Linked DNA regions of Homo sapiens: region 1 is linked to region 2. A link is a loop called in an ENCODE intact Hi-C map of the cell type or tissue named here. Cell type or tissue: endothelial cell of umbilical vein. All regions are shown on one strand. Each heading gives the region's core, and the rest is flanking DNA. Links, peaks and the distances in the headings are about the cores only. Region 1 has its middle 120 kb from the start of AADACL2-AS1. Region 2 has its middle 50 kb from the start of AADACL2-AS1.

Region 1 (15,225 bases), core at 1-8,000, 71 kb after region 2:
AAAAGGAAAGAAAGAAGTTATAAAGCCAACCAGCCACTTTCATCATTAACTTTAGAGATTATTGTTATTATTATCCCCATTTTATATCTAAGAAATATGATGTTTGGAAATAATGTTCTTGCTCAAGGTTCTATGAAAGCCAGAATCTCTCAAATTATGACAGTAATTGAAGGTATCTTGATATTAGCTCATATTAGAGATGTCCATGGTATATGTATAATCTCAATTTCATATAAAAAGATATGAGTTTTCAGCGCATTTACCAAAATTAGGTGGCAATTGCTTCAAAGTAGCAATAGATTCAACTACTTGTGTGTGTCTAAGGTCAGAAACTGTCAAAGGTCAATGCCATAGAAAATTAATTCCAAATTAAACTGAGAGAAAGCCAAGTTGAATAAGCTCCACGAAGGAAATCAAGCAGAATTCTTTGGTGCCAAGATATTTGGCAGTCTTCTCAGGCATAACTGCTTCTCTTTCCTATTTCTCTCAATTTATTCCACATCATGTAACTTTATAAATGCGTGAGCAAATGTCCCCTTGCCGAGGTGCAACATTGCTCTGGGAAGTATAATTGGCACAATTCAGTAAACCCTAAGACCTTGGCAAGATGCATGCCACTGGCCACTGCTATGTTACTTTGGTTCAACTCTCTATTGGAAAATATTTTAACTATTTATTATGAAAGAAATAGTTACTCATCTCACATTCTTAGAGCAAACATAGGCCAACTAGATATTATAATGCAGTTGTATGGGATGTGTCCCAAAGCAAGAATACTGATTTGCTGTGGGTAGGGAGAAATGTTAGTTATGAAAGTATCACAGAAGAATACAGAGGCCAAACTATACATATTCTAATTTAGTGGTGTTACCCTTGTGTACAGACCCTTGCTACTCAAAGTATCAGCCATTAGCACCAGCATTACCTGGAGCTTATTTGAAACGCAGAATCTCAGCCCCAACCCAGAGCTACTAAATGAGAATCTGCATGTTAGCAATATCCCCAGGTGATTCAAAGGCATATTCATTTGAGAAGCACTGGTCCAGATAACTGTACTGTGTATACCACTTACCTTCTTGCTACAATCTTAATACTACAGTCAGAAGTTGTATCCTCTAAAAATGGCTGTTTCTCTAGGCACCAAGTTTTAAAAAGACTATTAAATGTAATCAAAATACAAATATTTTCTGAAATTCGCTTTTCCAATTTTTATTAAAATTGAGTAAATATTTTTACATTGTCAAATTTTATATTATAAAGAATGAGAGAAATACTTTTAAAACATAGTTTTACATTCATCCTAAGGCAGAGATATATGATATATATATCACAGATATATGATATGTGATATCTTTTATCTGATCTTTTATCAGATATATATCTCATATCTCTGTGATATATATTACATATATATCTGATAAAAGATTATATGGTATCAAAGTTTGAGATACTTATAATGAAAAAATTATCCTTTAAGTATTATCTGTGCCTAGAAATAAGATAGTTAGTGGGGGGCACAATAATGAGGCTATACCCTATATCTTGGAAATACTATAACCCTCTGAGTGGTATATATATTATACATCAGCTCATCAGATCTGAGCAGAGATACAAAAATTATGGAATGGCATCCGGGCCTTTGAAGGCTTGGCTGTAGTCTATACACTGAATTTTCCAGAATAAGTATTGGTCAGCCTCAGAAATAGAGAAGAAAGAGAAGGGGAAGAGATGGAGAAGAGGAAGAGAAAGAGGAAGGTAGATGGGAGGCAGTTATGGTCTTGCCTATTCAAACATGATCCAAGGGAAAAGGTATTTTCCAGACCAACTGAACTATGGAGTCCATGTAACAGCAGTATCTCTTGTGAAGACTGGTTTCTTAGCAACAAATGTGTTGATAATCTGACTTCTGTAATTTGCTTAAATGGAGAGAACAGGCAAATAGGAAAATGTTCTGCCCTAAAATTATCCTATCTACTGACTTGATGTAGTGCTATTTAAATTAGTTAATTTTATTCCGGTTAATATACCTCAGATTATTATAAATCAGCTAGAGTGAGTAATCAATTCTTCTAATCTTGCTAAATCTAGGACAGTGGTAAGAATATATAGCACAACCAGCAAGTATCAGAGCTGGAATCTGGACCCCACTGTAAGTTCTCCCCTTTCCTAAATTATGTTATTCCTTCACTAGAGGTTCCTAGATTTTTTTTAAGGGACTTCTTTGAAAATATGATAAAAACTAGAGATGAGATGCACCTATGCATAGACAACAACTAAAAAAGGTCATCATTTCAGGGGATTCATATTGCTTGAAACTTATCTACAGAACCTGTCATCTTCAAGAAACTTCTTCTCTGATTCAATAAAATACATTCACAGAATTATCAGTAGAATAATTACCAAATGTTCTATTGCTTACAGATACATATGTGTACACACAAACTAGAGATTCCATTCTAAGGAGGCCCCTTTTGTTTAGATAAGCATAATGATGGTTTTATGTGTGCAAGTCTGGAGATAACTTGTTTAGAGTAGCACTGGGGCAGAGAGGATGATCTGTAATGGAGACATGTCCTAGACAGGATAAGCAAAGTTAGGCTGGGCAGCGTACAACCCTCACAGCTCGGTGCTTTAGCTGTCTTAACATAATGAGGGCTTCTTTCTCCACAAATCACCTTTTGAGTTTGGGCAGCATTCCAACTCAGCAGTCCAGGCCACTTCTGTCCTAGGTCTCTACTGTCAAAACCCAAGGTCTTCTCATGATTGCCATAGCTGTAGAAGAGAGAATAAAGGGTCTCATATATACAATAAAATGCTTCCACCTGGAAGTAATGCATTTCACTTCTGTCACAGTCCTTTGACCAAAACTAGTACCATAATCCCACCCAATCCAAAGGAGCTGAGAAGTAAGGGTTACCAAATATCCAGAATGATAAGAAAACCTGACAATGATGGGTTCCAAAAATGTTTACTAGAAGACATGTCAAATAGAAGAGCCTCTATTGGTTTACTGGAGGTGTTCAATATTAAACTTCTCATTTGCCTACCCCATGTAATCTTTGATAAAATATATACCCTTCTCATTCTTCACAAGTTCTTGAAGAATTGCTGAGCTCTGCGTATCAGTGGGGCATACACTAGGTACAGAAAGCTCCACCCTAGAGGGCAGAGATGGAGAACAGTGAGCAAAAGACTGACATTCAATGATAGAATGCTATTAAAGAGGCAGCTTCCTACAGTGGAAAAAAACTGTCAGAGACATGCCTTCCAGGCTATAGTGTACTATTCTGAGAAAGTTAAATGACTTGCCCATCTGTAAAATGAATAAGCGGGATTTGATAACTTTAGTGTTAAATTGTACAGCACTAGCAATAGATGCAAAAGCAATTAAAGAAGAGAGAAATCAATTAAACAAGTAACATTATTTTTAGCAAGTAACCTCATTTTTTAGCCTATCTGACCAATCTATTACTACCTCTGTTGATCACTTCTATGAAAGAGATTTTATTAGGTAAGATATATCAAGAAAATTTAATTTTGCTTTTCCTTAAAATATAACACTAAGTATGAAAAACAGTCTTTAGACAAATAAAATAGGATCTTGACTTTTAGTGATTTTTATTTTTTTTAGAGATGGGTTCTCTTGCTGTTTCCCATGCTGGAGTGCAGTGGGGCAATCATAGTTCACTGCAGCTTCAAACTCCTGGGCTCAAATGATTATCACACCTGAGCCTCCTGAGTAGCTGGGACTACAAGCAAATGCCACTGTACTTGGTTAATTTTTAAATCTTTTGTAGAGACAAGGTCTCTCTTTGTTGTCCAGACTGGTCTTGAACTCCTGGCTTCAAGTGATTCTCCTTCCTCACCCTCCTCAAATGGTGCGATTACAGAAGTGAGCCACCGCACGTGGCCTCTTTTTATGCATTTCATTTTCATTTTATTTTCTGAAAAATACACTAAAATAAGTAATATTTGGTGCCATATATTTATTCCACTATTTAGTAGATGTATTTAGGATAATTGCATATATAAACATGATTATGTGTTAGAGTTTGGTCAGAGTTTACCTAATTCACAGCATAATTATGAACAGCACTCCATTTCATTCTCAAAAGTGTCTCAGTTTGGACAGTAAGTTGTATGTCACCCAATGTATGTGCTATATGATTTTCAACAACTGATTTTTGAGAACACTCAACATCAAGGCTCTTATCTATTGCTGTTATTATTATCAGCTCTCAAATTAACTGAAATCTAACACTGGAGACAATTAGAATTCATGCAAAATATCAATATATTTGTAATCTTTGTATTGTTCCCTCAGGGTACAAGGTTTTCCATGTTCACATCACCAACTACAGCAATCAACATGAGTTATTGTTTTCTCTTGGGTCATTTACAAGAGGAAATCCTCTGAGGTGAACAATCACTCCTGATTTCACAAGGGTAAGTAGAAGCCAGTAATAACAAACATTATCCTGTGACATTTCAACATTGGTCTGAATAAAATACCTGATACACAGAACACTGAGAAACACAAACACAGTCTATGGATTTCTTTGCCTTTGTCATGGAGGAGTTCTTACTTCCCCTAGAATAACTCTTCTCTAACTCAAAGTGAAAAATAAAAATAAAATTAAAAAGTTACATGACTCTCAATTCAAGCCTAATGTGGATCTCCTAAATGACCTTCTTTATAACTACTATTAAAAAGAGCAAGTTTAAATTTGCTTTCAAAGAGTGATCACCTCCTTTTTTGGTTTAAAAATTCAATACATTTTTAATATTTCTTTAGTGTTGACTATTTTTTCCCTGGTGCTAATTATCTTATGGTCCTCTAACTCATTATGCTCTTTGATGATCAACAATTAAATCAAGTTAAGACTACCAAAAGTTAGTAATAACAAGTCAAAAATCAATGCCAAACTAGTATGACCAAAAATCAAACTTTGGGCCATGCATGGTGGCTCGTGCCTGTAATCCCAGCATTTTGGAAGGCTGAGGCAGGTGGACTGCCTGAGCTAAGGAGTTTGAGACCAGCCTGCAACATGCTGAAACGTCGTCTCTACCAAAAAATACAAAAAATTAGCTGGCCACAGTGGTGCACACCTGTAGTTACAGCTACTCGGGAGGCTGAAGAAGGGGGATGGCTTGAGCTTGGGAGGTGAAGTTTGCAGTGAGTGAGATCACACCATTGCACTCCAGCCTGGGTGATAGAGTGAGACCCCAACTCAAAAAAGAAAATGACACTTTGCATCACCATCCTGTTTTGCTCCACTAACTCTCATGAGTTATTCTGTGTGAGATTCTACAGAGATAGAAATCCTTTACAGATAGAATTCCTTTACAGAGAAGTTGCTCTATTTGGGGAACATAGGTTAGTTATCTTAGCATGAGCCTGATATCACAGTCAGAAAAGGCAGTGATGTTTTGATTATACCATTGAAATCACATTAATTTAATTCAACTAAAATCTAGAAGGGGGAACTATCCGCCACTTAGTAAATTTTACAAATATTTTAATAGCAATATTGTCATATTTGGTTTATTTTAATATCCATACATTGCTGATAATTTCTGGGCAATACAGAAAGGCCTTTTTCATAGATCCTTGGTGTAGAGTTTGACATCTTTCTTCTAATACTGAGTTTTGTTCTACCTATACTGAAAAGATTTCTAAGATAATTATCACTGAATTCAGGAGAAGGTACCAAATGAATCCAGGAGGGAAGTCATGAGTAGTTTCCCATGATTACAAAAGAACTTGTGTTTCTTTCTTCACTGCCTCCGGAGTAAATGAATACCAAAAGCAGAAGGGGACCTGAGATATTTATAGTTAACTGGGCAGTTAGTGGTAGGTTGTATTATTTTGAAGCAAATTGCAGCTAATACTCTATCTGTAAACATTTGTTTGTATCTCCAAAAAAAATAAGGACTCCTTTAAATGTAACCACAGTTCCATAATTATACCTTCAAAATGGCAATAATTTGTTAATTCTATCAAACTTCCTAATTAGCTCATTAAAACTTTTAACTTTTAGTTTGCTTTTCCCAGACCCAAATAAGGACCAAAAATTACAATATATGTCCAATAAGTCTCTCTTAAACTCTCTTTTCTCTCTCTCTCTCTCTCTCCTCTTTTTTTTTTCTCTCTCTCTCTCCCTACCCATCTTGCTAATTATTTATGGATAAAAAGCAAAATGTTCACATTCTGTAGAGCATCTTACAGTCTGGATTTTGTCAATTGCATCCTGTGATGTAATTGATGTGCTTATAAACTCCTAATATTTAACCTTCATTAACCCTTTGGTTAAAATTAAGTAAAATTTATGTAAAAAATGACTAAGTGCTTGTTTTTGTCCCTTTTTTTATTTATCTTTTCTTGTCATGCATTAGGTACTGGGAATTGATCCCAAAATTCTTTATTTTCAATCCAGGTTTCTTTCCAATACACCTGCTGGTGCCCATTAGCTTATATATATATTTTATTCATTGTCTGGGTGTCACACAGAGAGTGGCTCTGGAAGGTATCTGGAAGAATATAGTTTAAGAGAGAATACAGAACTGTAGGCCTAACCATCATAAAATGGTTCCTCATATTGGGAAATATAATGAATCAACAGTGAGGAGCTCTTGGTGACCAAGTCAATATTTTTTCATCATCTTATAGTAAAATACCGAGGCCACATCACATAGTGGTCTAGAGAATATCTCTTTTAAAAGTGTTCATAGTAATATTAGCTGTTTAACTTTGGTGAATTTTTTTCCAGACATTATTTTGCAAAATATGGCCTCCCTAATTAATGAGGTTTTTTTTTGTTGTTGTTCTGGCAATTTCTTTCTAATATATACACATATATGACAAAATCTTTTTTAAAAATTGAAAAAAAGCTTGGAATTTATACAATTAATATAATATTGGCCTGGGTACAGTGGTTCACACCTGTAATCCCAGCACTTTGGGAAGCCAAGGAAGGCAGATTACTTGAGCCTAGGAGTTCAAGACCAGCCTGGGCAACATGGTAAAATTCCATCTCTACAATAAATACACACAAAAAATTTTAGCCTGGCATGGTGGCATGTGCCTACAGTCCCAGCTACCCAGAAAACTGACGTGGGAGGATTGCTTGAGTGGGAGGTTGAGGCTGTAATGCTCTATGATTGTGTCGCTGTACTACAGCCTGGGCTACAGAGTGAGACCCTGTCTTGTGCTCTCTCTCTCTTTCTCTCTCTCTATATATAACTATATTTATAGTATTTACATATATAATTTATATATATAATTCATACACATATTTATACATATATAATTTTAATATATAATTTATATATAATTATAATATATATAATATATAATGCTTATTACAGGATATGAATAACCACAGTGATATTAAAACTTAAAAAATATATTTTAGAAAGGCTTTACATGACCTTAGTAGTATTAATCAATGAAACTGAACTATTAATATTATCCCATTTCTTTTCTGTTCCTGTCTCACTCAAAGAAATTACTGGATCATGTTCCAAATGACCTGCATTCTCATCTTCTATTTACTAACCCTGGAAACAGAAGGTCACCTTAATTCTTGATACTTCTGGAAGAGAATTCTGATAGGTTTCCTGAGTTTCCGCATGTCTTACAGCAGAAGCACCTATGGTCTTTGTTGAGCCTTAAAAGATTATCTTTTCAAGGACATTTGTATAGTGAACAACCTTGGAGGTTAAAGTCTCCTTCCAGAACAGAGGGAAGGTTTGTTTACTCTCCAGTATAATAAAGATAATGATTTACTCTGTGCAAAACTTGGGAAGGTTGCTTGTGCAACCCATTGTAAAATATTAGGGTTCCCTAAGTTTTGGGCTTCTCAGCTGTGAAGCAATAGGTCACTCCAGTAGCAGAAGGGAATTTGATGCAAACATAAAACTCATGTTTCTTGCTGTGTTGTGAGTAATGAAATGCTTTGTTTCTGATCCAAGAGTCTTGTGACTTCTGCCTGTTTTCATAAAACTATGGTGGGTTAACTTGCCAACTTGCAGGTCGAGTAAAACCACAGTCCTTAAGAGATGCTACAGTTTGCTGTCTTTAGAATTAAGGTGCTGGCCTATGTGTTGGTTTAAATTTACTTTTTAGTTCTGATTCAACGCAGAGAAATAAGACTCTTGGTTCATGTCCTCAAGGACTTATAAACTTCTGAGGCTGAAAAATGTATAAAGAAATGTTGCAGGAACTGCTCCTTCAGCCGAAGTGAGAGTCAATAATCTCTGACCATGTCTATGACCTGGTTGGAGAGCTGAATGGGTTGGAATGTGACTGCACAGAGTAAGTACATGACGGCATGTTTGTCTCTTGTTTGGGCTGAAAAGAAGAGATTGAACATTGTCATCTGACATAACTGGGAGGACAAGAGAATGAAGATAACCCCCATGGAATGTAATCTGATCCCAGTGGTGAAATAGGTTTCCATAGTTATTTTCATGAAAAACCACTGAGGTATGGGAACACAGCAGAACTGCTCATATACAGTGACAAAGCATAAAACAGAGCAGTGAAGATGAGAATTCTTTCTCCTTGTGCACAGCACTTCCTTCTCCTAGATACCACGAAAACTCAGTCTGGTACATCTTGGTACAGTCTGAAGTAGCTGCACCAGAGCAACAGCAGAGACCCTGGTGCTCAGCAGGAGATGGTACATTCCCAGTGGACACAGCAGTATCCAGTGTCAGCCTGGTGGGAGATAGTAAATGTCCCTTGTGAAGCCAGCTTGTAGGTACATGTGGATCAACCCTGTCTACTACTAGAAATGTTTGAAAGACAATTCCCAGGGCACTGAGTTACTACTTGAGCAGGTTGGGTCAACATTAAAGCAATTTTGGTCATTTTCATTTATGTGACCCATTTATCTCCATGGTTAGTGAGGCATGAGGAAACTCAAGTTACATTACAAATAGAGTGAAATAGAGTGAGTGTCATAACAGAACTTAGTGTTATGGAAACTGAAAATATTTGAGCTAGATCTTGAGGGATGAATAGGCTTTTGCTAAGTGGGTAATAAAATTAAAAGAATCTTTTACAAAGAAAACAATTGCACAAGTCTACATTCTGGATTATATATTTCAAGTTAAATTTTGAATTGTAAGAGCCAAGTTATCAACGTTTTCAAGATTAAATTGTAAGTACCCAAATAACAGAACAAATACATTCAAAAGAAACATTTTACATACACAAGCCTGGACTTCTCACCTCAATAAATTATGTATAGTGATAGGGTTTGATGCCTTACAAACTCAAATTTAGTTTAAAAGGATTCTTCAAGTTATGTATTTTGTTAGTGCCTCTCCTCATAGCCTTTATACATATGAGAATTCATTCTGTTCATATGTGCCAATAAATTTAATCTTCCATTTTTTTTTCCAAAAATGTTATATTACATATCATCATACTTTATTTTTCAAGCAATATTTAGCCAATCAATTAATTTTATAAATCAAATGAAATATATACATATTCAAGGATATAGTTTCTTACCTATAAATTAGTCACCTCTATTATTGGTGTTTGATCATCAAGCAAAGCAAGACAGGAGAGCTTGAAGGTATGAATAGCTGAGGTTCCTCATGTTTAGGCAGACATACAAAAGCAACAGCAGAAATGTCTCTGAACAGATTCTACATCACATTTGATGAGGAATATGGTGTGAATTATACTTTGGCTGGTCTTAATTGCTTGATGTCCTAAAACTTTTTGTCTCATAATAATTTGAAAAGTACAATATGACCTAGAGAAGTGAGGCATTGTGAAGTCTGGCAAGCTCTAAAGAGTTTCCTATTGATTTCCCATCTCTTCTTTGATCTTTTATGTGGTGGTTTGTAGTCTTTCATTTTTTTACCATAAGCTATCACAAGCATTATCTGGTAAGTAATATGATAAATTATACCTTAAATTATGTTATTGAAAATTACCCTTGCTATATTAAATGACTCTGCTCCATTGAAATAAGGCATTTTTATTTTTTTAAGTGGCAAGGCTTTAAAACTAGCTGATACAAAATATCCAACAGCATAAATATTTATCTTCTGGGTGAGACCAAGTGATCTATTATACTTTGTTTCATCTTTGACATTGACACCTGTAGTTGTTTTGCAGCCAACTGCTGTGGTGCTTTTCATGACACCATAATTGAAGGTAATATACATGTGGAAGTTAGTGGCAACAACATCTCCCATATCACATGCTGTTCTTACATTGCAACTTTGACACTCCTGCTATTAACAGGTGAGGTCTATGTTTATTTCCCTTGAATCTGGGCAGACTTGTAAATACAGTGGAAACAATGTTATGTGACTTCTGTGTCTACATTTTTAAAAGGCTGGGTACCTTCCGCCTGTTTCTATTAAGATGTTCTCTCTTGGAATGCAGTTACCATATTGTGAGGAAGCCAGCCATATTGAAAGGTCCAGTTGAGTTTCCATCTGACAGCATCAACACATCAATCATAAGAGTAAATGATCCTTCAGGTAATTTTAATCTTACCACTCTCAAGTCATTCCTAGTCCTTGAGACTTCCTAGCTGAGAACCCAGATATGAGGCAAAGTCATCTCCACTGAACCCTTTTAAAATTCCTGACCCACAGAAACCATGAGCATAATAAAATGGTTGTTGTTTTATGCCACTAAATTCAGGATTGTTTATTGTGCAATTATAGTAACTGGACCAATATATTGTCCCTAACATCCTAATAACTCTTGACTAAACAATGTATGTATTTGGGGCTTGTATGACATATACTAAAATATATTTTTCTTTAGACCTGGTGCAGTGACTCACAGCTGTAATCCCAGCACTTTGGGAGGCTTTGGTGGAGGAACACCTAAAGCCAGGAGTTCCCAGAGGCGCCTAAGCAACATAGCAAGATCTTATCTCAAACAAATAAAAAATTAGCCAGGCATGGGGATGTGCACCTATTCCTAGCTAGTTGGGAGGCTAAGGTGGGAGGATTGCTTGAACCCAGGAGTTCAGGGCTGCAGTGAGTTGATTGTGCCATTGCACTCCAGCCTGGGCAAGAGAGCAAGACATAATTTCTTTCTTTTTTTTTTTTAGGAAAAAAAAGATAATTTTCTTTGATTTGAACTAAATTATCTTTCATGGTCATAATCAAATTGCATAATACTTTTTTAGTACGAATATTCCAAGCAGAAACAACTGCAAGTACAAAAGCCCTAGAATCGAAGCAAGACTGGAGAGTTTAAGGAACTGAAAAAGGCCAGTGTGGCTGCAGTGTAATGAGAGAAAGAGAGAATGGTAAAGGTGTATGAGAGACGTCTCATCATGTTTGGCCTTACAGGCCATGGTGAGGTATTGGGATTTTATTCTAAAAATTCTAGATGATTTGATGCAGCACTGCCATGTGCACTGATTCCCATTTTATAAGACCATTACAGTATGGAGAATGGCCTACAGTCTTCAGGGGGAGCAGCATAACCAATTAGAGAGCCAATGCCAGATTATAGGTGAGAAAAAAGGGGGCTTGAGAAAGGATCGCAGTAGCAGAGCTGTAGCAAAGTAGGTCTATTTGGTACAATGTTTGGACTATAGCGATTACAAGAATATGACATATGTCATGAGCAAGTTTGAGGAAAGGAAATTAAGGATCATACTTAGATTCATGGCTGCAATAACTGAATATGAGGGAAGTAACAAAATTGAGGAAAAGCTAGGCAAAAGAAAAGATTTGAAGTAGATATAATCAAGGGTTAAATTTGAGGTATATTTGGCAATTCTGTTTTTAAATTCTAATGAAAAGAAATAGGCAAATAGACTCACAAACATTATAATACAAGCTACTAGGTTGACCTGGTCAGAGTCCAGTTCATACAAAATGAAGAAAATATACTTTTGATGTAGTAATCGTTTTAGGACCAACTACAATTTTCTACATAGGCTGTATATCTTGTTCTAGTTCCTCTCTCTAAAATGTATTGGCTTGATGAGTAGACTGAATTCATTTAAACTGTAGTTATTTTATTGTTTTTATTTGTTTGGTACATCAGTTTTTTTTCATCAACTGGATTTCCTTTTCCTCTACAACACGGTGATAGGATGAAAAAAATAAGACGTTTATAGTGCACAATAATCTTAGATAAAAATGTAAGTAAAAATCTGTCAAAACTGATTAACTATCATAAGCTTTTGGCATATTTGAAACACTATTGAGAAGAAGCATTTGAAGTTCCTAAGGTCAGACCCTGGCCAGATGATAAAATTATAGATAGGAGCTATTTTCCCATATCTATGAGTAGAATATGAATAACTCATAAACAGGAGCCTCTCCTTTAAAGAATTTTATTATTGGCATTCTTTTATTTAAAAAGTAGACACTTAGGGGTGTCCCCTTAAAAGTACTAAAATCTTCCATCTGTGGAAAGTTTAGTAGTACTATTTGGAAATAATTTTTCTTAACTAAAGAAATTAAATATATATATATATAGTTCTCATTGCTGTTTTAAAAAATAAACAAAAAAAAATACTAGTGTAATTCAACTGAATGTTTCATTCTTATTCTACAAACACAATCACCCCAGTTTGTCTGAGTGGGAGATGTTTAAGGCTACCCATTCCTTGCATTGTTTCAGTTGTCGTGTAAGAGAAATAATTCACTCTTAAGCTGCAGGTAAGCGAACAGTGTCCCAGCTTGATTTTCATACTATGCGTTAGAACTGGTCTGGGTAGTTAGCTTGCACATCCAAACAAGTGGTTATAGTATTGATTGCTTTAAACAAACTAGTTATTTCAGCTTAGACTGTATGTGTTTTGTATGAGTGTGATTTACATGTGTGCTCATACACATGAGCATGCAGGCAAATGCAGAGGCATACAAAATTGACATGTTTTTTAGACATCAAGTTTTTTATGATCACATACCTATGGAGGAGTTAAAGATGGCTTTCTTTAGTCCTGACTTTCTCATCACCTTTGTTTATGAGTTTATGAGTTTTCATCACTGGACTATAAATTGTTGCTGGCAGGAACTGTATCTACTTTAGCACTTAGCTTTGTTTAGTACCTGGCGCATAGTAAGAACTAAATATTTGTCAAACAAAACATTCGTTGAAAGTAACACAATTGCTTCCTCTAACCACTGTCTCTTTCTTTTCCACCCCTTCACACACCTTGCAAGATCAATCTTCACTCATTCATTATTTATCCATTTTTAGGCGACATCCTTCTCATTCTATTGAAACTGTTTACATCTAACAAAAGTGAACAATAATCATTTGTTTGCCTAATTCAATAGCTTCTTATTAGCCCTCATCCTGTTTGACCTCTTTGCAATATTTAGCAGAGTTATTATCCACACATCATATTTGAAATTCCTTTGTCTTTTATGGCTTCTGTCAACCTATTTCACCTGTCTTCTCTGCCTATGGAAAAACACCTCTTCCTCTTTGTTTATCATTACATTAGGTAGTTACTAAGGTTTTGCCCTCAGGCCTGTTCTCTTTACATTCTGCTTGCTCCTTCCTGACATTTTCATCCACTTCTAGAGCTTCAGCTCCTGAAACTATATTGATGCTGTCTAACTCTATACTCAAGTTTTGATATTATATCCTGAATATTGTTCTTTGCAAAATGAACATCTGCATTCAGAAGGGGCTTGAAACCACTTTAGTTTTAAAAACAAACAGAAAGAAAAAAACAAATGGACTTTAGCTAGCTTAGGCAAAATCAAAGAGAAAAAGAAAGATTTACTGGGGCTGTTACTGGAGAATGCCAAAAAGCCTAAGGGATGGGATGTATGGCCACCACAAGAGGCCACAGTCCTGAGAGAAACTCAGGAAATCTTTCATCTCTCATTTTCTCTCTCAGAGCATCTGTTTACACTTTTTTTGTACACTGGCAGTTAGCTTTTTGTACTCGTTAGCCCACACGTTGGCATGTAACCAACAATGGTCCCCAAGTTTGCAGAGCCTCAGTTTCAGAACTCAGAGAAAGACCTACTTTGTTTTCTCTGTTCTGCTTTAATAATATAAGGCATTGACTCCTTAGGATGTCACATCCTAGGATGGGCGAATTTCTAGGAAGATATTAACCCACCCCATCCATTCTGGATATATAAAGGGATCCTTGCACAAATGACAGCTTCTTCAAAACCATGTGAAGTGAGAAGAGACATGTTTTAAGAACAGGAGGTGGTAAAGAGATAAGATTTTTCATGGCTAGACTAAATAATAGGTTTCCATTACCATGTCCCATATGCACATGAAAGTCGTGTGCCAAACTCATGAGAGTCCACCAACTCAGCCCCACCCGCTAAAAGAGAGAGGGAGAGAGAGACAGAGAGATCCAGATCCCTTCAGTAAGGAGATAATCCTACCCAGTAATTCAAGGTGGGAATTGCTGAATTGTCTGAGACTCCTTCCTAACTACCTATATCCAAACATTTTACAGTCTGTCAGCTTTAGCAGTGAACTGCTTCATGGCTCCATGTTGCCCAACCCCCCCACAGTAATCTTCCATTCACAATAACCTTCTGACTGGTCTCTTCAACCTCATCATTTCTTTTTCCAACCTTGGCCCATATTAGACCACCACATTGCTTCTTTTTTTTATTTTTTATTTTTGTGGGTTTTTTCTTTTTTCAACTTTCTTATTTTTTTCTTTTTTAAAGAGACAGGGTCTCCCTCTGCTGTTCAGCTGGAATGCAGTGGTATAATCATAGCTCACTTCAGCCTTGTCCTCTTGGGCTCAAGTGATCCTCCCCCGCCTCAGCCTCCCACCTCAGTTGGGACTAGAGGCATGCATCACCATGCCCAGCTAATTTTTAAAAATTTTCTGTGGAGACAGGGTCTTGCTGTGTTGCCCAGGCTGGTCTCAAACTCTTGGCCTCAAGCAATCCTCCCACCTTGGCCTCCCAAAGTGATAGGACTGTACCACATCCAGCCCTCAACCTGTATTTTAGATTGAGGGGGTGCAAGTGCAAGTTTGTTACGTAACTATATTGCATAATGCTGAGCCTTGGGGTACAATTGAACCTGTTACCCAGGTAGTGAGCATGTTACCCAACAGGTGGTGTTTCAACCCTTGCCCTTCTGTTCCCACTGTTGTAGTCACCCGTGTCTATTGTTCCCATCCTTATATCCATGTGTACCCAGTGGTTAGCTCCCACGTATAAGTGAGAACATGTAGTATTTCATTATCTGTTTCTGCATGAGTTTGCCTAGGATAATGG
Region 2 (11,706 bases), core at 1-8,000:
TTTCTTTTTAAGGGACAGAGTCTTGCTTTCTCTCCTAGGCTGGAGTGTAGTGGTGTGATCATAGCTCACTACAGCCTCAAACCCTTGGACTCAAGCCCAGGCAATCCTGATGCCTCAGCCTCTGGAGGAGCTAGGCCTACAGGCACATGCCCATACCTGGCTAAGTTATTATTAATTATTATTATTATTGTTTTTGCTCTTTCTGACAAAATCCTTTCAGGCAATAATAAGTAGGGGCCAGGATAATTTATGTTCATGAGTTCAGAAAAATGCTACCTAATTTATGTTATCTGTTCTGAACATATCTGACAAGAAAGTTTTTCTCATGAGGATCTGTGCCTCTCCATTCCATTCCTCCCTTGACCTGTTCCTTACTTGTCTCGTGTCTTTTGCCTGAAAATCAAATCACCAGAGTCTACTCTGTTAATAACAATCATCATCACAGTAGCTCCTATGAACCTATCTCTATATTAACTTTATCATAATAGGCATAAACCGGAAATAACCCAGGATGCAAAGTAAATGAAGACTTACTCAAGGAGTATGTACTGTATGATTCTATTTATATCAAATTCTAGAATAGACAGAACTAATCTAGGTATAAAGAAATCAGGACAGTGCTTGCCTCAAAGAATGAAGGTAGAGATTAACTAGGAAAGGATGGTAATATTACAGATGTTAATAGGGTTATTGGTTATACAAGAATATTAATTTGTCATAGCTAAGCAAATATATACTTAAACGTTGCCCATTTTGTTGTAGGTTTTATATTAAAAGAAAATACGACAAACAGACATCCAATTCTGGTTAATAGTGTATCTGAAGTATGTAGAGGAAAGTGCCATTTGCTTTGAATTGCATTACAAAATATTTGTTAGGTGATGAACTTTAGAAGAATTGCTGTATAGATATGAAATAAAGCTAATAAAATAAGATGTTAACAACAAATGGCGTAGCCCTATGGGTGTTCACTGTAAAGTACTTTCAACTTGTGGTATGTTTGAAATGTTTCATAAACTAATCATAGTGGGAAAGGGAGTGCTAGTTAATTGTTCTTGTCAGTTTATACCTAGTAAGCCTTGCTAAATTTCTGAGAATTTTTGTGCAAATACCATTGTTACAGGAAAGGGATCCCGATCCAGACCCCAAGAGAGGGTTCTTGGATCTTGCATAAGAAAGAATTCAGGGCAAGTGCACGGTGCAAAGCAAAAGCAAGTTCATTAAGAAAGTAAAGTGGTGAAAGGACAGCTGCTCCATAGACAGAGTGGGATGTACCTGAAAGTAAGAGGAAGAACGCATCCACCCTAGGTACAATGATTGCATATATGGGGAGATGTGTTCTGCTACAAGGGTTTGTGATAAAGGATTAATTTCATTAAATACTGTATTTTGCAAGAAACGGTATTATTTTCTTTAAAGCAATATTGGGAATGCCTTTGTTATGCAGATATCGGGATATCTGGACACTCCCAAGTCTGGGTCTGTTTTAGTAAACATTATTAATCTGTTCCCTTAACCATAAACATCCAGAGTCTAGGAATGCCTAACTTTCTGGGAATGCAGCCCAGCAAGTCTCAGCCTCATTTTCCTAGCCCTCACTCAAAATGGGGTCGCTCTAGTTTGAACGCCTCTGACAGTATTATTCTTTGGCTTATAGAAATTTTATGACCAAACAAGACTCCTAGTATCTCTCAGAAAAACAAGGACACTAGGTATAAGAATGATAATTACATTATATGAATTATCTTTTACTACTATTTAGAATGACTTTATTATGTGTTAAATGAAAAATTTAAACTTGACTATTAAATTTAAATCAAAATAACTTGGCCTATGAATTAAGTCTAATTTTTGTGATGAGTTAGAATTTACCAAATAACATGTCCTAAGTGCAACCCTAAACTATGTTTTTTTAACAGTTGTAACTCCTGATACAGAAGGTCCTGGCACCATCTGGAGTCATGACTAATCTCGTGCATTTTCCCTAGAGGACAGAATTAACACACTGATCATAATCTCTTTAGCCATAATCTCCTTTAATCTTTTACAATCTCATTAGAACGTCCCCCAAACTCTGTAATGGACCTATTGTCAACTTCATTTAATGTATCCTTTTGTAATTCGTTACCTTAAATGGAAAATTTTATCATTTTAGAAATTTGGAAAATGTAGAAAATAATGTGAGCAAATGATTTAGCTCATATTTTACCAAAGAAAATATTTTATATATTTTCTCTTTTTAAAGATCTATTTTTACTTGGAGATCTTTTCTGGGTATACTTTTGCATCACTGTTTGATCTTTTCCCCTAAATGTTATCTGAGCATTTTCAACATGATCATACTTGTCATTATTTTTTATTATTATATAGTGTTTCTTGAAATAAAGGTATGGTTATTATCCTTCCACCATTCATTTATTTTGTCACTCATTAAAAATATTTATGGAGTGCTTCCATGTGCTACATACTTAGAAAACTCAGGCAGCAAGATAGAGATTATTTCTATCTTCATGGAACTTATAGCCTAACAGAGTTCATTGACATTTTAAAAAGCTATGCCAGTCAATAAATAAGCACAAATTGTGTTATGCACCATAAAAGGAAAAAAATTACAAAGTTGTTTGAGAAAGATATTGGAGAGCCTAATATTTATTTGAGTTTTAGGATACATTACAACCAACCGAGTAACTTTTGGGTTTTATGTCTGCATGTTTATTTCTCTTATCTTTCAATAGAATTATAAACTGGGAAGGTGAAGATTTTTTTGCTTATCATGTTTATACCTCCATGTGGCAGTAAATGTAGTATATTGAACACGGAACACTAAATAAATATGTATTCAATAAATTAATGATTTTTCTATAGGTATTTGTCTCCTTTTGAGGTTTTCTTGTTTTTGTTGGTGCTTGGTTTTGTACTGTTTTTCATATCTTTTATCACATAAAAATCATGGTGAACCCTAAATGGTTTGATTTATAAACATAACTTTTAAGCACAAGGTAAATGTTCTAAAGGAAAAGAAATGCCCAAATGTGTTTTCTCATGAGTTTAATATTCAAGTTCAATTATATGTTGAAAGATATGTTTCTGTGGTTTAGTGACAGATTAAAATATTGGTTTATCTTTATTATAGAGGAATAAATCCTATTAGATATAAACTCTTTGAAGCAAGAGGCTATGCTTTAAATTGGTTTCGATCAATATCCAGTGCCTTATAAAAAGAAGGTACGGCCGGGCGTGATGGCTCACGCCTGTAATCCCAGCACTTTGGGAGGCCAAGGCAGGCGGATCATGAGGTCAGGAGATCGAGACTATCCTGGCTAACATGATGAAACCCCGTCTCTACTAAAAATACAAAAAATTAGCCGGGCGTGGTGGTGGGCACCTGTAGTCCCAGCTACTTGTGAGGCTGAGGCAGGAGAATGGCGTGAACCGGGGAGGCGGAGCTTGCAGTGAGCAGAGATCAAGCCACTGCACTCCAGCATGGGCGACAGAGCAAGACTCCATCTCAAAAAAAAAAAGAAGATACCTGGTAATCAATGAATGGGTAAATGAGTAAATGAATGAATGCAAAATGGCCTTCTCTTTCATCAAACTTTATGTTCTCAAGCCATACACGTTTCATCTAGACTCCACAATGCTAGACGTTTTAGGGGGAGTTTTTCATTTTTTTGTTTTTTAATGATATTCCTAAGGTTTGAGCAGAACACCATAAAGATCATAACATTAAAATGAAATCAAAATTGGCCTTTTGCTTCCATTTTAGGGTTAACAGAAACACTGCAAGTTAGACTGCCAATCATCTCCCAATCAAATAAAATTCTTTGTTTTTCTTCTTTAGTTGTTATGTTTTATCTACATCCTTCTGCTATTCAGATGTTTTTCTCAAGTGACTTGGACATTGTAGTTCTCAGAAAAGATCTATTTTTACCAGTATGAATGAATTGTAGCTTAAGCTGCTTCCTGGCTGAGGAAGGTAGCTATTAAAACACTAACCAATAGAGGCTGGAATATGCCCAGTGGAAAGTGAGTGTACAGGAAAGCAAGCAAGAACACTGTCAGAAAAAGGAACATTTTAATGCATTCCAATGAGGCCAAAGATGCCACTAGGGTTTGAAAGGCAACCAGTTGTGATGAGCATCAATGACTCATGAAAACCACAATTTAGTTTACTTTACAGCTCCTGCTGCTGTTTCAGATGACTTAAGTCCTAAACTAATTAAGGAAAGTCACAGATTTCAGTATGGCCAAAGATAGGAATTGACCTATTTCCATCGATTTTCATTTCAGTGACACAATCATTGCTGGAGGCAATCCAACTTCTGTGAGTTTGACCTTTGTCATTAGAAAAATGAAAAAAATTAGATTTAATGATTTACAGGCTCCAATGCAGAATGATTGCTCCAAAAATAAGGTTTTCTAAAGAGAAAGAACTTTAGCGACATTCAAAATATTTCCAATTGACACACAGAAAAGTCTTGCTGTGCATTTGGAACTCTCTATTTCCACACATATCAAGGAAGGTTCGTGATGCCAGAGTTGCATTGGAGGTTCCCAAAGACCTCCTGGTTTTCCATATGGTAGAACCAGAACAGAAAGTCTTTCTAAACCCTGGGAAGCAGAGTAGCTTAAAAGTCAGCTAACTTCCATTCTAATAGCAGCTTCTGTGGAGTGAGGACATCACAATGTAAAAATGTAATCATATCTTTAAATTTTCCTTGTGGAAATAAGGTGTACAAAATTGAGCAAATCATTAACAGTACATAAATGGTCCACTGACAGACTTTTTTTTTTTTTTTTTGATTTGGAGTCTCACTCTGTTGCCCTGGCTGGAGTGCAGTGGCACGATCTCGGCTCACTGCAACCTCTGCCTCCTAGGTACAGGCAATTCTCATGCCTCAGCCTCTGGAGTAGTTGGGATTACAGGCACCTGCCATCACACCTGGGTAATTTATGTATTTTCAGTAGAGACAGGGTTTCACCATGTTAGTCAGGCTGGTCTCGAACTCCTGACCTCAGGTGATCTGCCTGCCTCGGCTTCCCAAAGTGCGGGGATTACAGGTGTGAGCCACCGCGCCCAGCCCAGACTATGAATTTATTAGGAAAAATAACATTTATAACAGTCAACCTAAGAACTACAATATTACTAGCAACTTATATTCATCCTGTGCTAACCTAGATCCATGCTTATCCACTCATTCTTCTGTCAAAACTAACGACTTTCTTGAGAATTTTGTGGTTTTCATTTTCTTGTTTTATTTATTTCTATATTATTTATGTCTTGCTCTAGCTATATATCATATATATCTATATCTAAAGAATATATTGTGTTTTTTTATTTTTATTTTTATTTTTTGGAGACGGAGTATCACTCTGTCCCCCAGGCTGGAGTGCAGTGGTGCGATTTTGGCTTATTGCAAGCTCCACCTCCTGGGTTCATGCCATTCTCCTGCCTCAGCCTCCCGAGTAGCTGGGACTACAGGCACCCGCCACCACGCCCGGCTAATTTTTTGTATTTTTAGTAGAGACGGGGTTTCACTGTGTTAGCCAGGATAGTCTCGATCTCCTGACCTCCTGATCTGCCCACCTCGGCCTCCCAAAGTGCTGGGATCACAGGCCTGAGCCTCCGCTCCCGGCGTGGTTTTTGTGTATACTGTTTTTAGTTTCCCGGAAATGCTTTTTTAAATTCAAATATTGTGTGCTAAGATCCCTACCTGTCGAATTTAGTTGTAGTTCATTAATTGTTCACTGCTGTATAATATTCTACTGTGTGAATATACTGCACTTCATGTATTCATTTTCTCATGGAGAGCAATTTGGGGTGTTTCCAGATCAGTTGTTTTCCTGTGGCAGAGAGAGTACAGAGAGTACTGCTATCAATATTTTTGTACAGGTATCCAAGTACCTACAGTTAAACTGTAAGTAGAATGGCTGAGTCATAGGGTACACAAATGTTGAACTTTATAGACAATACAAGTTGTCTTCCAAAGAAGTTGTACCAATGTGTACTGCCACCAACATTGTAGAAGAGATTGTATTGATCACCACTCTCTCCATCTCTTAGCAATCAATGTAAGACAATTTTTTCCAATCACATATTGGATATACATGTTCTTCATGTTAATCTTCTTTGGATCTTTATATATGTTATGAATATCTTCTTCTAGTTTTACCTTTTTTTTTTTTACTTTCTAAAAGGCATCTTTTGATGAACTATGCTTTATATTAATGTAATATAATTTACCAAGTCATTTTCTTTCCTGGTTATCGCTGTTTGTATCTTGTTTTCAAAAGTCTGCTCCATCCAAGATTAGAAATATTTTATACTAGAATTTCTTCCAAAATCTTTAATTTTGCTTTTGACCTTAATACACGTGGAGTTGATTTTGGTTATGTGACATACCATGAACTGAAGCCATTTTTCCGCCTCCATATGGCTTATCAAGTATTTTCAGCTCTATTTTTTTTATTGTGTTTTTTTGTTGAGACCACGTCTCAGTGTGTTGCCCCGGGTGGAGTGCAGTGGCACGAGATCTCAGCTCACTACAACCTCCACCTCCTGGGTTCAAGTGATTCTCCTGCCTCAGCCTCTGGAGTAGCTGGGACACTACAGGCGTGGGCCACAACGTCTGGCTACATTTTTTTTTTTTTTTTTTTTTTTGGTAGAGAGAAGGTTTCACCATGTTGACCAAACTGGTCTCAAAACTCCTGACCTAAGTGATTCACCTGCCTCGGCCTCCCAAAGTGCTGAAATTATAGGCATGACCACCATGCCTGGCCTCAGCTCTCTTTTTTAATAGTCCTTCCTTTTTCAATAATCTACTATGTCATCTCTGTTACATATCAAAGTTCCATATATGCTTGGATTATTTCTAAGTTCTATTGATTGATTTCTCTATCCCTGCATCTATACTGTATTCTTAATTGCTATAGCTACATTGTAAGTATTTTTATCTTGTAAAACAAGTCTCCCTTTTTCATTTTTCTTCTCTAACAGCATTTTGGCAATTTAAATGGAAGACAAGAGGGCAATTATAAGCCCTCTCATCTTCATTTAAATTTTAGAATTATATTGTCAAGTTTTTAAGATAACCTTGATGGAATTTTTAATTGAATTTTAAAAAGTGGTTAAGTTAAAATAAGGTCTTTAGGGTGGGCCCTAATCCAATATGACTGATGTCTTTATAGGGAGAAAATATTAGACACAGATCATGTAAAGACACAACAAGAAGGTAGCCTCTGCAATCCGCAAGCCAAGGGAGAGGTCCAGATCAATTTTTAAAAATTACCATCTTTATAATATTGTGTTTTTTGTGCTAGACCATAGTATATCTGGCCAGTTATTTAGGTTTCTTTAAGGCCTTTCATTAAAGCTTTATATTTTTATACTTTTCTATGACTTATTCTTGTATATCTCTTGTTTGACTATACCTGTGTACTTTAAATTTTGTTACTATTGAAAATGGTGTTTTTAGGTTACATTTTCTAATTATTTTAACTATATCTTCCTGTCTCTACTTTTTTCAATTTTAAATAATCTAGTCTTAAACCACTCACTGTATTTTGAGCTATGAATTAATTTAGCAGCATTCAAATAAATACATTAGACTTTCCCAACCCTGTGTACTTCCCTTTTTCACCACTCTATTACTCTTCTCTAACAAGGCAAAGTCTTTGATGCTCAGCAGGTTCTTGTTAAATGCTAGTCACCAAGCTAACATTGTCAATGTTTTTCCTAGGATCACTCCCAGAACACCAACGTTTTCATTAAATAAGAAAAAAATAACATTTGCCTTTCTCATCTCTTTAGGGAGAAAAACAACATAAAGATGTTTTCAATTTCCTCATGGGCAAATTGCCCCATCCTCATCCATCCCAATACCAAATTTTACTGCATCCCAAAGGGACATTTTATAGTCCTGACATGATTAAATTAAAAAAATAAGGGCTAGAGGAAGAAAATAAATTTGAAATCTTCCATTTATTGTATCTTCTGCTTGGAGAGAAAACATACAAATTATTGCATAAGATGTCTGAGAAGCTCAGTCATAAATAAATGCTTAACAATGCTTATCTAATGTTTCCCAAATGTTACCTAACAGTATAATATTTTAACTATATTAAAATCCTTCAAGATATTCTTTAAGAAATAATAAAGAATGAGGAGTTCATGTCTGGCAAAATGTCCAGTCTAATATTAGGTCCTTGTGGTCAAGCTATATATTAACTGTAATATATAATATGAAGAACACTGAATATATTTTACATTAAAATAACAGAAAGTAAAATTCTCCATTAGATGCAACTCTTACTGCAGAGGGAAAAATAACTTGCTTCCATTTTTTCATTACCTCAAGAATATTAATGACATTGTATCCAAGCAACAAGATGGTAACACTTATTATCTTATCATACTTGGATGATTAAATTTGCTGTCATATAAAAAAGAGGTATATTAATACCAAAAGACAGCTTTCTTACATCTAAATAGGATATATATATATATATATATATACTTCCCATATTTCCAATATATATAAAATAGTCTCTAATCAACTGTTCAGTTTTTGATGCACAATAATGAAGTGTAGTGATAGGGACCCAATCTGACCAATTCTTTAAGATATCTCTTCTATTAAAATTCAAGGTTCTGGCTGAAGAAGTAAGATTTAGAAAGGAGAGAGGCAGATAGATGGGTCCTAGAAAGAAAGCAATGAAAAAAACTAAAATCTATCTTAGTGTTTATAGGAAGAAGTGGTAGTGTTTTCTAGGGGCCTGTTGTGTGCACAAATCTCTATGATATTTGCTTGGATTTTTAAAATCTATTTTAAATTTATTTTAATTGTGGAAAATAAATGTAGCATAAAATTTACCATCTTAGCCATTTTTAAATGTACATTTCAGTGGTATTAAGTGCATTCATATTGTTGTGCTACTATCACCACCATCTACCCATGAACTCTTTCTTTTCATCCTACAAAATTAAAATTCTGTACCTATTAAATAATTATTTCATATATCCTCCTCTCCCAAACCTTGCAATCACAATTCTACTTTCAATCTCTATGAATTTGACTACTCTAGGTACCTCATTTAGTGGAGTCATGCAATATTTGTCCTTTTGTAACTGGGTTATTTTATTTAGCATAATGTTTTCAAGGTTCATCTATGTTGTGGGAAATGTCAGAACCTCCTTCCTTTATATACCCTATTGTATTCATCCATTCATCTGTTACTGCACACTCATTTTACTTCCACAAGTTGGTTATTATGAATAATGCTAGTATGAACACTGGTGTGCAAATATCTTTGAGTCCCTCCTTTCAATTATTTTGAGTATATATACCCAGAAGTGAAATTGCTGGATCATAGTCTAATTCTATGTTTAATTTTTTTGAGAAATAACCATACTGTTTTCTAGTTTTCTACAGTGTCTGCAGCATTTACTTTCCCTCCAACTGTGCACAGGTTTCCAGTTTCTCCCTGTCTTCACCAACACTTGTTATTTCCTGCTTCTTTAATAATAACCATTCTAGTACATAGGTGTCATCTCATTTACATTTCCCTAATAATTAGTGATGTTAAGTGTCTTGTTATCTGGTCATTGGTCATTTGTATGTTTTCTTCGAAGAAATGTCTATTCAAGTCATTTGCCTATTTTAAAATGTCTACTTTTTGTTGTTGATTTGTGGGAATTCTTCATATATTCTGTATATTAACCCCTTATCAGATCTATGATGTGCAAATATTTTCTGCAATTCCAGGAGTTGTCTATTTGCTCTATTGATTGTGCCCTAAATGCAGGGCACAGACGTTTTAATTTCGAAATAGTCTAATTTATCTTTTGTTGCCTGTGCTTTTGGTGTTATATGTAAGAAGTCATTGTCAAATCCAATGTCACAAACTTTTAGCCTATAGTTTCTGCTAAGACATTTATTGTTGTAGGTCTGTTATGGGCTGAACTGTATTTCCCTAAAATTCATATGTTAAAGCCCTAAACTTCAGTAACTCGAAATAGAATCATATTTTAATATAAGATATTTAATTTTATTTATTTATTTTTACTGTTATTTTATTCATTTATTTTTTTGAGACAGAGTCTTGTTCTGTCACCCAGGCTGGAGTGCAGTGGCATGATCTCGGCTCACTGCAACCTCCGCCTCCCAGGTTCAAGCGATTCTCCTGCCTCAGCCTCCTGAGTAGCTGGGATTACAAGTGCTCGTCACCACTAATTTTTGTATTTTAGTAGAGATGGGGTTTCACCATGTTGGTCAGGCTGGTCTCGAACTCCTGACCTCATGACCCACCCGCCTCAGCCTCCCAAAGTGCTAGGATTACAGGCATGAGCCACTGCGCCCAGCCAATATAAGATATTTTAAAAGGTGGTTAAGTTAAAATAAGGTCTTCAGGGTGGGCCATAATTCAATATGACTGATGTCTTTATAGGGAGAAAATATTAGACAAAGATCATGTCAAGTCACAACAAGAAGGCAGCCTCTGCAATCTGCAAGCCAAGGAAGAGAGGCCTCACCAGACACCAAACCTGCCGACAACATAATCTTGGATTTCTAGTCTCCAGAATTGTAAGAAAATAACTTTCTGTTATTTAAGCCCACCCAGTCTGTGGTATTCATTATGGCATCCCTAAAAACTAGTACAGGATGTGTGGAGTTAGTTTTTTTAATTAAACTTTTTGTTTTGAGATAATACAGATTTACATGTAGTTGTGTATCCTTCACCCAGTTTCTTCTAATGGTAACAGGTTATAGAACTAGAGTATAAATATCACAAGCAGGATATTGATACTTAGACAAGACACATGTTTTATTCAGATTTACCCAATTTTACTTTCACTTGTGCATATGCATGTGTGTGTATATGTATACAGTTCTATACAATTTTATCATATGTGTGTATTCATTTATTAACCACCACAGTCAAATACTGGATCCCTTGTGTTGCCCTTTCATAACCACAAATTCTTAACATATGGCAATGGCTTAACTGTTCTCCACATTTATAATTTTGTCATTGTAAGAATTATATATAAACAAAATCATACATTATATAGGCATACCTTGAAGATACTGCAGGTTTGGTTCCAGATCACTACAATAAAGCAAATATCACAATAAATCAGTTCATGCAAATTCTTTGGTTTCCCAGTGCATATACAAGTTCAGTTTACATTATACTATAGCCTACTGAGTGTGCAAAAGCATTTTGTCTAAAAAAATATACATACCTTAATTAAAAATACCTTTTTAAGTTAAAAATTGCTAATGATTATCTGAGCCTTCAGCAAGTCCTAATCTTTTTGGTGGTAAAGGGGCTTATCTCAGTGTTGATGGCTGCTGACAGATCAGGGTGGTGGTTGCTGAAGTTTGAGATAGCTGTGGCAATTTCTTAAAATAAGGTAAAAATGAAGTTTGCTGTGTCACGTGACTCTTCCTTCCATGAACGATTTCTCTGTAGCAGAATCCTGCTGCTGCTTTATCAACTCAGTTTATAGAATATTCTAAAACCTTCGTTGTCATTTCAACAGCGTTCACGGCGTCTTCACCAGGAGTAGATTCCATCTCAAGAAACCACTTTGCTCATTCATAAGAAGCAACTCCTCATTTGTTCAAGTTTTGCCGTGAGACTGCAGCAATTCAGTCACATCTTCAGGCTCCACTTTAGTTTTAGTTCTCTTACTGTTTCCAT

What was found. Hi-C counts contacts between places; a loop is a spot of excess contacts. Peaks named below come from ENCODE experiments on the same cell type or tissue, not always from the same donor. Only the 100,000 strongest peaks of a DNase experiment are listed, where the experiment ranks them.
Region 1: it touches region 2 in a loop (7-fold over the local background); 2 of 110 quality-filtered maps call a loop at or near these places.

The regions. Positions count from the first base shown.
Region 1 is chr3:152,043,250-152,058,474 of GRCh38, forward strand. No RefSeq gene overlaps it. Among named protein-coding and RNA genes, the nearest start is that of AADACL2-AS1, 120 kb to the left of the region's middle. In endothelial cell of umbilical vein, for the core only: no CTCF peak of the experiment used is centred there; a DNase peak (open chromatin) is centred at 4,432; H3K27ac peaks cover 1,188 bases.
Region 2 is chr3:151,972,293-151,983,998 of GRCh38, forward strand. No RefSeq gene overlaps it. Among named protein-coding and RNA genes, the nearest start is that of AADACL2-AS1, 50 kb to the left of the region's middle. In endothelial cell of umbilical vein, for the core only: no CTCF peak of the experiment used is centred there; DNase peaks (open chromatin) are centred at 1,959 and 4,109; H3K27ac peaks cover 3,321 bases.